Regions from separate parts of the Homo sapiens genome. Here region 1 is linked to region 2. The links are chromatin loops, found by intact Hi-C in ENCODE. Cell type or tissue: heart left ventricle. All regions are shown on one strand.

The links. Hi-C counts contacts between places; a loop is a spot of excess contacts. Peaks named below come from ENCODE experiments on the same cell type or tissue, not always from the same donor. Only the 100,000 strongest peaks of a DNase experiment are listed, where the experiment ranks them.
Region 1: a loop joins it to region 2, with 2.7 times the contacts of the local background. A loop is called at or near these places in 6 of 110 quality-filtered maps.

The regions. Positions count from the first base shown.
Region 1 is chr4:53,649,865-53,657,864 of GRCh38, forward strand. It overlaps a transcript of LNX1 not described here. Among named protein-coding and RNA genes, the nearest start is that of LNX1-AS2, 61 kb to the left of the region's middle. In heart left ventricle, CTCF peaks have their summits at 4,067 (motif pointing left) and 6,646; a DNase peak (open chromatin) is centred at 1,438; H3K4me3 peaks cover 1,908 bases; H3K27ac peaks cover 2,520 bases.
Region 2 is chr4:53,533,105-53,541,104 of GRCh38, forward strand. All of the region lies in intron 2 of LNX1 (ligand of numb-protein X 1), which reads right to left. Among named protein-coding and RNA genes, the nearest start is that of LNX1-AS1, 37 kb to the left of the region's middle. In heart left ventricle, no CTCF peak of the experiment used is centred here; no DNase peak of the experiment used is centred here; H3K27ac peaks cover 2,084 bases.

The sequences.
Region 1 (8,000 bases), 120 kb after region 2:
TTAAATCTCTATGTTCCACCCTAGCCAAGCACCTGGAACCTCGTAAGCGCTTTGTATCTGTTGTTGAGTAAATGAATAATGGAGAACCTAGACAAGGACTTGACAGAGAAGAAAAAGGAGCAGGGACTGCCCAAATAGTAGTTTTCACCCTGGAAATGTTTTTACTACCCTGAGCAGAGAGTGAGCAGCCCACATCCATATAGATGAGCAGACCGAGTGGAATAGAATGAATGGAATGAGCCTGGCTTCTTCAGGCCTGATGCTGAGGACACGTGCCCTGCCTGTATGGAGGAGACAGCTTTGTCCCCCATCAAAGACAGTGACAACACAGGTACATACACAAATGCATAGCGCGTGTCACAGTCCTTAAATACATTACATAGGGCTGAGCAAAGTAGGCACCTGTGCGGGGTGTGGAGGACATACGGTAGCTCCAGAATTCCAGGAGCCAGCTCAGGGCAGCCCAGAACAAAGTGTCAGGGCCTAAGCAGGGTGCGGAGGGCATCTGCATGGGCAGGGGACAGTGGTCATGATGGCAGTTGATGACATTTGGGGGACTGAGCAAATAAGCAAATAATATATTAAGGATAATGGGAGCCGGCTTCTGATGAATGTCAGAGAAGGGAGTTACAAATGTGGAAAGGGAGAAAACTCTGTGGTGTTGGATTGGAATTGGAAGTATGAATTTATGGTTTTCTATACATATAGATTAACATAGAAATAAATAGATACGTAAATAGAGGAGGAAGCTGGGATTCAAAATTAGATCTGTCTAGCTCTTTTCACCGTTCTATACTACCGCCCTACATATAGGGCCTCTGCTGTGAAACCTCTGTCCCCTTCCGTGTCCCCCCAAGAACCTCAACCCTAACTCACACAGACTTAAAGGATTCCACCCTCATGGTTCCAGAGCATGCATCACACCTCATGTCATTAGTTGCACACAACTAACTCATGAGGTTTTCATTACACTGAGGGTAGGCCTCCTCTTATCTGTATTCCCTGCATCTCCCTTGGAGCCAGGCACATGGTCATCACAATAGTTAGTATTAATATTTATTGTGCAGTTGTTATGCACCAGGAAAGACTTCACATGCATAATCTCATTTACAGCTGAAGACAACGCTATGAGGGATGTATTACCATCATTCTCATTTTACATATTGGCAAGGTGAAGTTAGAGGTGTTAACTGAGGTACCCCAAAATGCAGAGCTAGTAGGAAGTAGAACCAAGAATCAAGAACAGACAGTCTAATTCCTCAGGCTATGCTCCTCTCCCCTCGGCTCTGCCACATGGACTTGGTGTAAGCAAATGTTCACTCAACAAATTCCTCCTGGGGGACTTGTGTATCTGAATGCTCTCCCTCAATCCAAGTCCACACTTTATGTTGAGCTCGTTTGAAGCTCACCTCTTTAGGGGAGCCCCACCCCCATCCTGCTCTGCACTGCGTCAGCATTCCTTGGGCACCGGACTTGCACCACGCCCTGACACATGACCAGTCAGTGTTGGAGCAGGGAACATAGTTTATCGACATTTGTTGAAGTGAATTCAATGCCCAGGAATGGAAGTAAACAGGAATACATGACAAGGTGGTATATTGTACAGGATACTGTGGCTATCTATTTCTGGATTTTCCAGGAGAGTTCCAATTTCTAAAATTCCATCCTCTCATCAGAACATTTGTCAGAATACGTGGCCAAGAATGTACTCTGGAATTTTGTTTAAAGAGTAGGGTCACCATTCTACTGAAAAGAGATGGGAATGGAGACAGGATGTGCTGCTGGTCACCCACAACCCTACACACCCGTGAGCAGGTCACAGCTTCTCTCAACCTCTTTATCCATGGGTAAAACTGCAATGCAACACCTACTCCTACTGTGGAATGAAACAAAGTCTGTGTGTGAATGTGTTTTAAATGACGATAAAGAATAATGTCACATAAACCCAGTTACTGTTAGTGGGAATACTTACATTTTTACTGACCTGTCTGGCAAGTCATTTTCATTTGTGAAAGTAAAGAAGCTTTTAATGAAGGCCACTGCAGAAAAAAATAGGGTATAAAGAGCGCAAATGCCCTGAGGCCTTTCTAGTGTTTTGAAAAAGATACCTAGATATTTCCATCTTTTAGACTCTCCTCAATTTGATGTGTGTGTGTGAGAGAGAGAGAGAGAGAGAGAGAGAGAGAGAGAGAGAGAGACAGAGAAAGAGATAGGGGTGAGAGCTGGAGGCTGAGTGGGCAGAGGTGAAGTTTTTTTTTAAATTGTATGAGATTCTACCTGGTGGAGGAACCGGGCCATCTTACCTTTGCTGTATTGCGGATCAGTTCCCAGCTGTGTGACGTCTCAGGAGATAGTCCGTTTGAGAGCTGAGCTTTTCTGGCTTAGCAGTAGCTCGGAAAATTTTTCTTTCTCTTTCCAGTGTTCTTCGTCCCAGCTATGCATGAAAACTGCTCCACCTTTGTACGTGCGGGGGTTAACCTGGGCATCCCCTGCCCCTTCTGCAAGGCTTTGAGTAGAGCAGATCCATAAAACTGAGAGCAGCTATGGGGAGCTTCGAGGGAGAGTGGTCCCCTGCAGAGCAGCATGCATTAGCATCAGTGACAAATCTCTTCTGGTTTGGATGGGGCTGAGACGCCCCTGAACTTCCTTCTGCTCTTGCCAAAAGCCAAGGTCCTTTTGTTCACCTTTAGGGTTGCCAAGTCAGGCCTACCTCGCCCCTAGATGTTGTTTCCTGCAGGCAATGGGAAAATGATCTTGGAGCCAGAGAAGGGAAATCAACAAGGAAATAAACACAGGGTCACCACACCTTCAGGCCATCATTAGGTCTGGAACATTATCATGCTGGGACCAGCTCCTAAATAGGCAGGGGCTACTGACTGGACAGGTCCTATAATCCTTGGCATCTTTTATTTTTGAATATGTAAAGGGGCATGCACCAAAATCTATATCAGGCAAATAAGTACTTCTGACTTGTTCCAATACCTTGCCAAAACTTTCAAAGATTTTCTATTGGCAGTATTGCTCATAACTGAACACTGGCTAATGTTTGTAGACGAAGAAAAAGAATGAGCAAGTTTGTGGCTGATACTATTTAAGACTCTTAACTCTAAAGATATAGAATTATTGTTTAAATAAGGATTTCTTCTGCTCATTCTTCAGCATCACCATCATCATCATCGTCAGTGGCTGCAGCATCTTTGCTAACATTTATTAAGTGCTTACCGTCTACCAGGTTCTGTAGTAATTACCTGACCTGCATTATTTTATTTAATTCTCCACAGAATCCTATAATTATCACTCCCATTATATAGATAAAGAAACTGAGCATTACAGAGACTAAGTCATTCCTGCAAAGTGACCCAGCTAGTTAAAAATGTAAACGTTGCACTTCTGGAAGTGTGCTTTTCTGAGTTTTGCTTTTCCCACTGGTTTGCTTAAGCACTTCTGTGGGCTGACAGCTCCAGCAATGGCCAAAGATTTTACTTAAATAAGCGATTAGCTCTGGGAATCAGATTCTAAGTGGAAACATGAATAATTAGTGAATTAAGTAGTCTCTTTCCAGAGATGTGAGTCGGGTGCTGGATGTTATCTTATGTATATGCAACATGCAAGAAAGACACATAGAGTCCAGGTACTTGTGGCTGCCTAATCACAGGTGGTGCCGCTGGCTGCGGTGCCTTCAGCTCTCCACTGTGACTCTGATTTACAAACAAGGAAGTACACTGCAAATCCCTTGGCCTCTGTGTGCATTTTGGTCATGGCCTGATTGCCACTTTGTCCTTTTGACTTTCAGAGCCAGCTGCTACAAGTTTCTTTTAATCAATAATCCACCGAGTGAATGAGGCAAAATTAGCAGCCTGGAAACTTCTGCCTGGTGAGATGAAGTCAGCACATGTATTTTCAGTCCTAAGGTCACACTTCTGACTCTTTTTGGTTCTACCCCTAATCTTTATTTTTAATTGCTAGCAGTTAGCTCTCTTGTGTCATGGCGGTTACCCAGGGCAGCTGGCATCTGGTCAAACAAAAGTAAAACAGTTAATTAGGAGACAAAAGGATGCCCTCCAGTGGGCCCAAGTTGTCTGTTCTCATAAACATAAGAGTTGTGACATCAGGGCAGTTGCACATTCTTGTCACCCTTGGATTTGTTTGGCGACGCTTTGGGGGTATTTTGCCCTAAGGCTGCATGAGCCTTTACACTTGAGGTTGGTCAGCTTTTTGTTCTTAACAGAGACTGAAGACTTATTTACTGGAGTTATGGTAACAAAGAGAAAAAAGTCTAGGCTTTTACTTATCATTTCATTTTTTCTCCCAGAGGTTTATAACTAAGTGCAGTTTTTAGATATGTTTATGGACTCTGGTCTTGGAGTTCTTTGATGAGGAAAGGTAATTTATAACAGTCAAATTGGCCTTTTCAACCTTATCACATGAAATAAAAAACCAAAATGTTGGAAAGGAGCTGATGTAATAGAGACTTTCAAGCTCCTCATCTGCTTCGTGGCTTTTCACCAACAGGAAACAATGATGGCAGATTTGGGGACTGTCATAAGCATGGGGTTTTCCATTCAGAAAGGTAAGGTAGGTGGGGATTTTATTTCTCCTTTCTCATCTGCGAGCAACCGGATTAGCACTGATTGATTTGGTTCCAAGAATTGAGTCCATTCCGAGATTGCCAACACACACACATACCTCCCAAACCTGCTTTTTTGCATGGTCATGTAACCAAGGCAGCTAACAGTTTAAAACTGGAAACAAAGAGAAGTCATGAATGAAAAGCAGGCATATTAATTTAGCTTTACAAGTGTGCCCTTTCCAAAGCCAGGATTACTCATTCCCTGGCAGCCTACAGCATGGAGACCTGAGTCTGCTCAAACGCCATGGCTTTAGAGTGTCACTTCCATTTGGTGTGGGATTTTAAGGAGAGAGGCTCCAACTCAGCAGAAATGTCCAACTGTAATTAAAATCCTTGTCATTATGAAGCAAACATAGCTTCACCGTAAAGGGGAGAATGGCTCATTTTTAGTGTCCCAGAAAAGTCACAAATATCATACCCAGTTACATGCAGAGAAAACTTCCTCATTATTGGTGCATTTTGGGAATGCATTAAAGGGACATTAAATCTCAGAAATGTGAAATGACAGTGGAGACATTTCCATCTTCTAACTGTGATAAAGAAATCAGAACCTGAGCTAGCTTTCTTTCAGGTCCATTTTCACTCTTATGAGATGCTCAGGGTGAAAATGAATTTATGTTAACAGGAGGGAGAAAATGGTTTCTTTGAACCATTATGACCTGGTTGCTTTCCTTTCTCTCCTCTAATGGTAAACCTTAGTGTACTCACATGTACCTACAAGTGGGGCAGGAAGTGAGGAGCCCAAAGCCCCACCCCAAGGCTTCAGATACTGTTTTTCTGCCAACGATCCCCATATTTGTGTCTCTGGCTCAGACTCTCTTCTGGGCTTCCAACTGCATTCTCAGTGTCTCATAGCCATCTCAAACTCCACACAGCCAAAGCCAACTCATCATCTTCTCTTCCTGCCTCGCCTCATGTTTCCCCATCTCATCCATCTAAATGTTGCAGCCTGGGAGTTACCTCTACAGGGTCCATCCCTCAAGTCCCACATCCAATCCACGAAGTACGTTCCATCAGTTTCACCTTCAAAATTTATATCCATTTCAATCATTGCCCTCTGTTTCCACTCCCACAATGGTCTGAGCCTCTGTCGCTCTTACCTGAATTTCTGCAGTAGTCTCTTCATGAATCTTCTTGCTTCCCTTCTTGCCCCTTGTCCCTCTATCAAATCTGCACTCCACATTCCAGCTGAATTAGACTTTTAAAAAAGTAGGTCAGCTCATGCCATTAGACTATCTAGAGGCGTCAAGGTTCTCCACTGCACTCAGGAGGAAACACAAAACCCCTGGTGTGGCCACTAGGTTTGGCTTAACGTGCTCCCTGCTCACTTCTCCAGCATTATCTCAGCACGCTCCCTTCTCAGTGTACTTGGACCACAGAATGCACCACTAATGGCAGTGTCTTGAACACACCCAGCTTTTCTCCATCTCACAGGCTTTCTTGTTCCTGGACTGGTCTTTACCCTTCCTCTCTCACACACAGACTCTCTGTCTCTTTCTGCCTAACTCACTCTTTCTCATCTTTCAGGTCACAGCTCAAAAGTCATTTCCTAGGGACACCCCACGACCTCGCCCCTTGTCCTCATTTCCTTTGAGCACTTGATACTACATGTAAGTCTATTATTTATTTGCCTATTTTGCCTAATATTTATGTAACTTATAATTTACCCACTTACAGAGACCCCTCCCTCCAAAACAAGGTTTCCTTCCATGAAGTCAGGAGCTAGGTCTATTTTGTCCCCAACTATATGTCCAAGACCTGCCTGCTACACAATACATTCTAAATAAAACAAAATGCTGAACGAAGACATGAATAATTGAATGAGATCATCTTTTTTCTCTCAATTCAGGTTAGTTAAGGAACCTGAGTTTCTTAAATAGTTGTTGAGAGGTACTCACATGTTTTTATTCACATACAGATCTAGTTTTCCCTGTGCAGATGTAGAGAATTAGCAAATAATTGTGGCCTAGAGAATCTACCAGAGTCCTCCTTTCAGAGGAACCACTTTCTGTTGCCTCTGGGAGTGCTGTTCCACAGCGCAGGGAAGAGATGGGGAAGAACCAGAAAATAAAGGCTTCTGGCTTTCCACTTTAGATTTCGTAATTCATTTTCCGTGAAAACGATAGGGCCAAGTGGAAATTGTACTGTTTTAAAAGTTTCTGGGGGCCAGCTCTGGGAAACCAAACATCATTTAGATTTAGAACATCAGTTTATGGGAAGAAATGTGTTCCAAATTCTAACAACCAACATATCCTCCAAAAATGACTCGGAACAAAAACTCTAAGTGGGGAGTTTGCCTGTTTTGTGTTTTAGATGAATTTGTAAAAATACTGTGACTCATCACCAGCCACACCCTCCCCGGCTCTCATCTTAATTTGGGTTCTGGTTAGCATGCATTGGACAACATTGGGAATGCCTCGGAGATAATTTATTCACACTGGAATTTTTTTATTTGCATTGAGGCAGAGCCAGGAAACACTTATTTTCTTGTCCATATTAGGAAGTAGCTTCCGATGCACCAAGAAAGTGCAATATTGAACCATTCTCCTGGCCTCCCTCAAGCTCCAGAGTTAATCCTCCTATTAGGAGTAAAAACCAATCCCATTGGTGAGATTGGGAGCTCCTGACTAATCTGATTGCTGAGATCAGGAGTCCCTGACCAATCAGATTGGTGAGACAGGATGGAGGACATCCTTTCCCAGACCTCTCGCCTGAGCACTAGGGGATTGCATTGAAAAAGCAAGGGCCTCCTTCTCTCGCATGCTGGATTCTGTGTGATGAGACTTGGAGGACATGGAGAGGGTGGCTGTTCAGCCTCCAGTCACCCTGTTTGTTCGTTTGTTTATTTATTTATTTGATGGAGTTTTGCCCTTGTTGCCCAGGCTGGAGTGCAATGGCGGGATCTCGGCTCACTGCAACCTCTGCCTCCAGGGTTCAAGTGATTCTCCTGCCTCAGCCTCCCGAGTAGCTGGGATTACCAGCGCCTGCTACCACGCTCACTAATTTTTTCGTATTTTTAATAGAGACGGGGTTTCACCATGTTGGCCAGGCTGGTCTCAAACTCCTGACCTCAGGTGATCCACCCACCTCGGCCTCCCAAAGTGTTGGGATTACAGGCGTGAGCCACTGCTCCAGGCCATCACCCTGTTTTAAACAGGCTGCGCATGCACAGGGATGCCAGCCCAGCTGAGACAGGTCTCTGCTCTCTTGCTTACGTCTTCTTCCCCGTCACTCTTTTGATTGGTGTAGTCGGACTCTTGCATACCATAGTTCAGAGAGGACGGGATACACCTTTGAGTCATTTTTAATCCAGCTCCTCAGAAAGCTGATACAATCTTTAATATCCCCTATTGGCTCTTTATTTCTGTCC
Region 2 (8,000 bases):
TTTGGTTAATTAATTGCCTTCTGGACAGCACAGTGGGCCTGGCCTGAGACTAACTGAGCTTTACCTTTTAAGACTGCAGTAAATCCTCCAGACAGCCATGGAAGCAGGGGCTGAGGCACACGGAGACTTGCAAATGAAGAGAGGTCCAATAGAACATACAAAGGAACCAGATTTGCCCGAGGAGCTTGGTAAAAATAGAATCCTGGGCCCCATTCTCCCTTTAGCAATTAGAATCCCTAAGACAGTCATTCTTAATCAGGGGCAATTTTATCCCAAAGAGACATCTGACAATATCTGGAGACTTTTTTATTTGAGGTGGCGTCTCCCTCTGTCGCCCAGGCTGGAGTGCAGCGGTGCGTTCTCAGCTCACCGCAACTTTTGCCTCCCAGGTTCAAGCAATTCTCCTTCCTCAGCCTCCTGAGTAGCTGGGACTACAGGCACATGCCATCACACCTGGCTAATTTTTGTATTTTTTGGTAGGGATGAGGTTTCACTGTGTTGATCAGACTGGTCTCAAACTCCTGTCCTCGAGTGATCCGCCCGCCTCGGCCTCCCAAAGTGCTGGGATTACAGGCATGAAACACTGTACCCAGCCTGGAGACATTTTTGATTGCCACGATTTGGGAGGGTGCTCCTGGCATGTAGGGGGTAGAGGACAGGGATACTGCTAAACATCCTACAATGCCCAGGACAGCCCCCACAACCAAGAATTATCTGGTCCAAAATGTCAGTAGTGCTAGGGATGACTACTTGATGTGAGAGGGGTGCCAAGCATCTGTGTTGTTGACAAACTCTCCAGGCTATTCCAGTGCACGCTAAGGTTTGAGAACTTCTGCCCATGCACTGGCAGCCAACTGACACATCAAGGTGCCAGGGCAGTGAGGGTGGGCAGAGGTAGATGAGAGTGGACACACCAAAAGCATGAGCACTGACAGTCACAGCCTACTTTACGAGTGTATCCAAGTAAGACTTGTGGAAGACTTTCATAATAGGACCTATCAGAAAGGGATGGTTCTCAGGAGAAGCCTAGGGCCCAGTTACCCCATGGAGAAGGGGGCAGGGCAGGCTGAACAAGTGCACCTCAGAAATATCAACCTCATTGTTAATTATTCCACCATTGCCTTCACGGCTTTGTTGGTTTGGCTCTTAAAGGGTCTCTGTGAATCCTCTTCTCAAGGGCATATGTTTCTGGGTAGGGGCCCATCTTCAACCCTGAATGTCATAAATTGATATAAGGAGAGCAGGAATTAGTGGTGGGGTGCAGTGGCTCACACCTATAATCCCAACACTTTGGAAGGCTGAGGCAGGAGGGTCTCGAGCCTAGGAGATCCAGAGCAGCCTGGGCAACATAGCAAGACCTTGTCTCTAAAAAGAAAAAATAAGAAAAAATTAGCCAAGCATTGAGGACATGCTTGTAGGCCCAGCTATTCAGAAGGCTGAGGTGGGAGGATCACTTAAACCCAGGAGTTTGGGGTTGCAAAGAGCTATGGTCACACCACTGTACTCTAGTCTGGGTAACAGAGCAACACCCTGTCTCTAAAAAAACATAATAATTCTAGGCCCTGTATTTTGGTCACTTGGCGTAAAACAACCTATTTGTCTTTGGGGGAGGATGTAAATATTTTCACAAGAAATATCTCAACTGTCTTCTGTACTCAAGAGAGTACCAAATCAAGAGTCAATGATTTGTGCTCTTTCTCATTTCTATTCAGCCATATACATTGTCCAGACTGCTATGTCTGGGGACCTTGGCATCCTTGCCCATAGTAATGGTTGACCTGTCTTAACAGCCTTGTTGTAAAAATCGTTGAGTGAGGACCTGTAAAACAATTACAACAGAAAGAAATGATTGCTCATGGGTACAAAGAAACCAGTAGTGTTAACCTGTTGAGATGAAAATGTTTTTCTATTAAGTCATGAAGCTGATGGGAGATGTTTGTCATTTTGCAGGGAATAATTATGAATCCTCCTTGCTATAAGGAAAGAGAGGAGAAATAGCACCAATGTTTTCTCTCTGCATCATAAAGGTTTAGACTTTTTTAAGGAACACAAAGGATGTAATCAAAGTCGTATGAGACTCACCAATATTGCTGTTTCCATTACAAACTAAGTCTGTTTAATTAGGTTATGTAGACCCCATAAACCATGGAGACCAGGCTTTGTTGTTTTGGATGCTTAAGCCATGACTCTTTTAGTCCTTTTTGCAAATTTTACCGTAGTCATTATCTTTCTCCTTGAAATGTTATTATTTCCATGACACAAAACATACATTTTGATGTTGTCACAAATGAAATCTCTCCCGTCCATCAAGAATAGCAAACTTTATTTCACTCTGCTTACCTGCAAGGGTACATGACAAATCAATCTAACAAAACAAATTGGCTCATTATGTTGTAATGAAGTTGAACATAAATTATTTTTTATGGCTAGATTTTATCATTCTATTTTGTTAGTGAATACTTTAAAACTCTGCATTAATGTCCTCAGAGGTAAATGTTACTATCAATTATAAAAATCATTGCAATTCATTGATACAGATGTGAATAAGATGTGGAAGGATGAGAGCCAGGGAAATGAGTTGAGTTTCTTGGCTCTATAGCCAGCGCCTTACATATGCCATGTACTTCCTAGTCTATTCCCTGCCTTTATGCCATCTCTCTTTCACTTCCTCATTCATAGTAATTCAATAGATGAATTACTTCTCATTCATCTGTTGGCACAGTTCATGAGCATGTCGGGCTGGGACTAACTGTATGTCTACATTTGATATGACCCCTGATAACTGTTGACAAAAGCACCATCACACCCATTTTACCGATGGGGAAGCTCAAATACCAAAGGATTGGACTTAGTCAAGGTCAGTACTTCCGAGAGGTATTCAGGGACCACACTGATAGAAGCCTTGTGGGTTAATTACTTGACCCTGCCCCCAAGTCCTCCTACCTGTTTTTAATAAGCATTTTACAGTACCCTGTAGCTGCTTTGCCATTGTTTTGTTCATTATTCCATGTAACAAGGTTGCCTGGTTTTCCTTACATAAGCAGGAAGAACTGGGTAGACACTAAAACCATTTCTACATAAACACAATGCTCTCCATCTGTGAATACACTTCCCATATTCTCAGGTCAGTCTCTTAGTGGAAATCCCATGGGAAATACCTAACAATTTCTTCCAGTGCCCAAAGCCACCTACCTCGCAGTGCGAATGAACAGATTCTCACTCCACATCTTCAAGAGGGGACTTTTACACAAACGCCACACACAGTCAAAGTCGTTCCCTAAGGAACTCTTACAAAAATGGTCCCAGTAAAATATCTAGAAATGTATCTAGGAATGGTGCCTAGATCACCAGCAACTCCTGACCTAAAAAAGTTTCCTCTTCCTCCCCAACCTTTGTCCTAGAACACACTGTGTTCTACAAAAGCACATTACAAAAAAATGATTTTGGCAGTCCTGATTTACCAGCTCTGGACCAGATCTCAGGGCCTCTGTGTCCCTGGTTTGGTGCTTCCATTTCCATATTGCTTCTTCATAAAAAGTTTTGCAAATACTGATGTGACACAGCTTCCTCAAATGAATGCTTTAAATGCCTCTAAAGAGACTTTGATTACACTAAGAAGCAGAAAATGTTCTTGACAAACCACTCCTTTGTTTTTCTATAATTAGTTGGGTTCTCTTCCTCTTCTCAATTCTACACCTAATGATGCATCTTGTGTTGTTATTTAAATAACACAAAAGACATGGTAGATTGCATTTATTACACTATGATACAAATATTTTAGTATAGATGTAGAATTTCTGCTCCAACCCCAGGATCTTTATTTTCTGTTTTTAGCAAAATCCAAATATCTCTGACTTGGTGTTAACAGTGATGATTTCTAATTACTTAGGAAAATCTACCTTTTTGTTTACTGCTTTTTTATAACGTGAGCCACTAGGCATGCCATTAGGTGAAAAGACTCACCTCTAGGTTTGTTTACTTTGCATTTTAGAGTGGTAGTGGGGACGGTATGAGTACTGATTTTCCTGTCAAAGTTAATTTGCCGTAAGACATATAATAAAAGTGCATGTATTAATAAATAAAAAAGGCAGCTAACTTGCACGAACATCTGACGCTTCTCATGGAGTCAAACACCAAACAAATTATAAAGGAAGTAAAAGCATTCCTGTAAATGCTTTCAAATGGTAAACAACACCCTTGAAGTCCTATGTGTGCAATAGCCTTGGGTCCACCCTTTCTTAATTGACAATGTTTTGTCTGAGGGTCAAGTTCTAGTCTTCCCTCTGTCTAATCTAGTTCATGGATGGAGAAGGGAGGAAGGCTGTGGGTTTCTTCTACCAACAGGTGGCCAGATGCAAGTTCCTTGGAAAACATTGATTAGCTTTATTCCTTTTATAGCAATACACAGTGAGTAGTTTCAAAGGATCAGAAAATGGACATTTTTTATGTTCCTTTAGTATTTTCTCACTCTTTCCATCTCTCCATTTACATTAGTGTGACTTTGCATCAAACACAGGGCTCTCCTGCCAGGCTTGTGAGACTCAGCACTGCCAGGAGCCCCACACAGGTGGATGGCCCCGGGCACCTTCTTTGTACCATTTCCCCATCTGTCATTAGGCTGTGCCCCGAGTTCCACAGGAGCCTACCCAAACCACACCCTGTAATACAGTCAAGGAAGAGAATGTCTTTGTCACTGACAACAAAGGAACAGCTTTCAGTGAGCAGCACTCCTTCCTCATGAAACACACTCTGGTCCAGCCAGTTTGCTTCCTTTCAGGAAACGGTGTGGGGAGGTCAGTGACCTGAGTGAGTTGCATCTGTACCTCTCTGAGGACAGAATATCCTAAGGCTGGGGGAGAGAGCCTTGGCTACTGTCAATAATTGCTTCTCTAATTATTCTGTCTCATTCTGAATACCAAAGATTAGGGAACATAAAGTATGTGATGAAATTTACATAGCAATTGGTTTCAACCAACCATTGGCTAGATATGTTTCATTAAAACAAAACAGAACAAAACAAAACAAAACAATCACAAACTCACTCCCAAGCACAGAATCCAGAGGAAAGGAAACACACATGGCTTGAAGGATGGGCATGTGGATTGCTCCTGTGGTTGGGACACCATGGCATCCAGGTTTTATCTGCACCCCTTTCCACTGGACTGCCTACAGAACAGTTGGGCAAGACCCTCTTCTTTCAGGCTAAGAGCCAGAATCAGCAGCCATAGAAAAATACCTTCTGGCAGCAGAGTCTTCTGCTACCTAGAACAGCTTTCCCTGTGAAGTTCTGCTGTATTTGGGGCTCCCACTAACTCCAAGGAAAATTAGTGGAGGAGGCAGGCATGAGGGGTGGCATGAGACTAGGACCCCTGCTTTTTTGAATGCATGAGGGTTCATCGTTGAAAAACCACTCCATTACTCTTCAGGTACAATTAATCTGAATAAGCCCTACAATAGGAAAAGTCAGAGTCAATCCACTTGCTCTGTTAGATTGCTTAAACCTAGTATCATGGCATGCATTTGGTTAAAAGCTCTTCCCCATGTAGCCTGAGTCTCACTTGATTCATCTATTATTCAAAAGCTGTGATTGAAAGAGCCTTCAAACTCACAGGTGTTCAGGTCACTGGGGATGCTGCACAAAGATTCGAAATGCAGCAGCCATTAGTGTCCAGTCTCATTATTTTCAAGCCAGGAAAGGCTAAACATTAACATGCTGGAACAAGAGCCCTTTTGGGGAGAAAAAAAATAAAAGGTAACTGAAGACCCTCAATAGCGACAACATGTTCTGTAACTTCTGGAAGTAATCACAGGGAACAAGCCAAATGGCCGATTAACAGTCATGCACAGACAGTCTTCCATGGCCAAGTCCAGGAGATCTGACGGGTTGAAGGGGATCCAGAAGGAAGACTAAATCAACTTGGTCCCCCTGAAAGTGAAGTCAGTTCCAAGGGCTGAATGTGTTTTAAAGGTTTTTGTTTTTTCCTTTAGGTTAAATTTCCTGGATAAAATCAGATCAGCCGTGTAATCACCCTGCTACAATAAAAGGAGCTCAGTGTGCTTTATGGCAACCACACCAGTCAAGGGCTCTCTCTGGCACCAAGGGAGCCATAAGGGCCCCCTGCCAAGTGGAGCTGAGGGATGCTCGAGGCCAGGGTCTGGACCTTCTCACTATAAAAAGAATAGTGAAGTATACAGATATTTACCTACTGAGTTATGTTTGGGCTGATAAAAATGCTCAGATGTCCTTTAGTTTCTCTTTATTGTATTAGTTTAATTTTTGAGACCTGTCTCACTCTGTCGCCCGCCTTGGAGTGCAGTGGTGCAATCTCTGCTCACTGCAGCCTCAACCTCCTGGGGCTCAAGCAATCCTCCCACCTCAGCCTTCCCAGTAGCTGGGACTACAGGCATGTGCCACCATGCCCAGCTAATTTTTTTAGTTTCTCCTTTAAATGACTGTTTGTGTAAGAATTGTAGGACTTTGAAAAGATTTGAGCTTTGAAATTTCTCTAGTATAATGTGAGCACATGATTCATATGAATATTCAGTTGCAGAAAATGTTTTTGTTCTAACTTGTTTAATGCCTGCTCTGATCTTAAAATGATCTCCTTAACATGTATGTATACACAAGTCTCTAAATACCAGGACTGCTGTTACCCAAAACCCACACTATCAAAGATATTGCTCGCTTCATATTTTCAAAGTCAGCTTTTGGAGGACAGGGACAATGGTTTCTTGTAATCTGCTGAGGGAGTCAACCCCAGTGAGGCTGTTCCTTCTCTGTAACCAGCTGCAATTAGGATTTCTACTGTCCTTGCATGGGGCATCCATGGCAAAGGTTGACTTGGCCATGTGGTTAGAACTGGAAATTCAGTATTTTCAGTATTTTCAGTTGCTCCAGTTGTTTTTGCTCGGGCTACTAATCAATACCAAATCTAGTGCTATCTGAATAAAATAAGATGGCATAGCAACTACCCCATTCTTGCTAACAACTCCAAATGACAACATGGTGGCTCACATCTGTAATCCCAGCACTTTGAGAGTCTGAGGCTGGCAGATTGCTTGAGCTCAGGAGTTTGAGACCAGTCTAGACAACATGGCAAAACCCTGTCTCTAAAAAAAAATACAAAAATTAGCCAGGCATGGGGGCGTGCACCTGTAGTCCCAGCCACTCGGGGGGCTTAGGAGAGAGGATGGCTTGAGCCCGAGTGGTTGAGGCTGCAGTAAGTCATGACTCCGCCACTGCACTCCAGCCTGAGTGAGAGTGAGACCCTGTCCCCGCCTCCCCAGAAAAGATAGTGAGGCTTTACTTGAGTGTGCTCCAACTCAACCTCAAGGTGCCATGCCACCTTGTAAGAAAGCTTGTTAAAAATAAGTGTTATTAGCCTGGCTGACATGGTGAAACCCCGTCTCTACTGAAAATACAAAAAATTAGCTGGGCATGGTGGTGGGTGCCTGTAATCCCAGCTACTCGGGAGGCTGAGACAGAAGAATTGCTTGAACCCAGGAGGGGGAGGTTGCAGCGAGCCGAGATTGCGCCACTGCACTCCAGCCTGGGCAACAAGCAAAGCTCTGTCTCAAAAAACAAAAAACAAAAAACAAAAAAACCCCCCTGTTATTATTATAAACAGAGCTACAGACTGTGTAGACATCGACACAGTGCTGATTTAAGTATCCTCACTTATTGGGGTCAAACATTTGTCTTTAGTAAAATAAGGGCACTGTATTTGATTCTAAAAATAAATGGCAGGAGAGCTGGGAATGGTGGCTGACGCCTGTAATCCCAGCACTTTGGGAGGCTGAGACGGGCGGATCACTTGAGGTCAGGAGCTCAAGACTAGCCTGGCCAACATGGTGAAACCCTGTCTCTTCTAAAAATACAAAAATTAGTTGGGTATGTTGGTGCTTGCCTGTAATCCCAGCTACCTGGGAGGCTGAGGCAGGAGAATCCCTTGAACCTGGGCGGCAGAGCTTGCAGTGAGCCGAGACCACGCCACTGCACT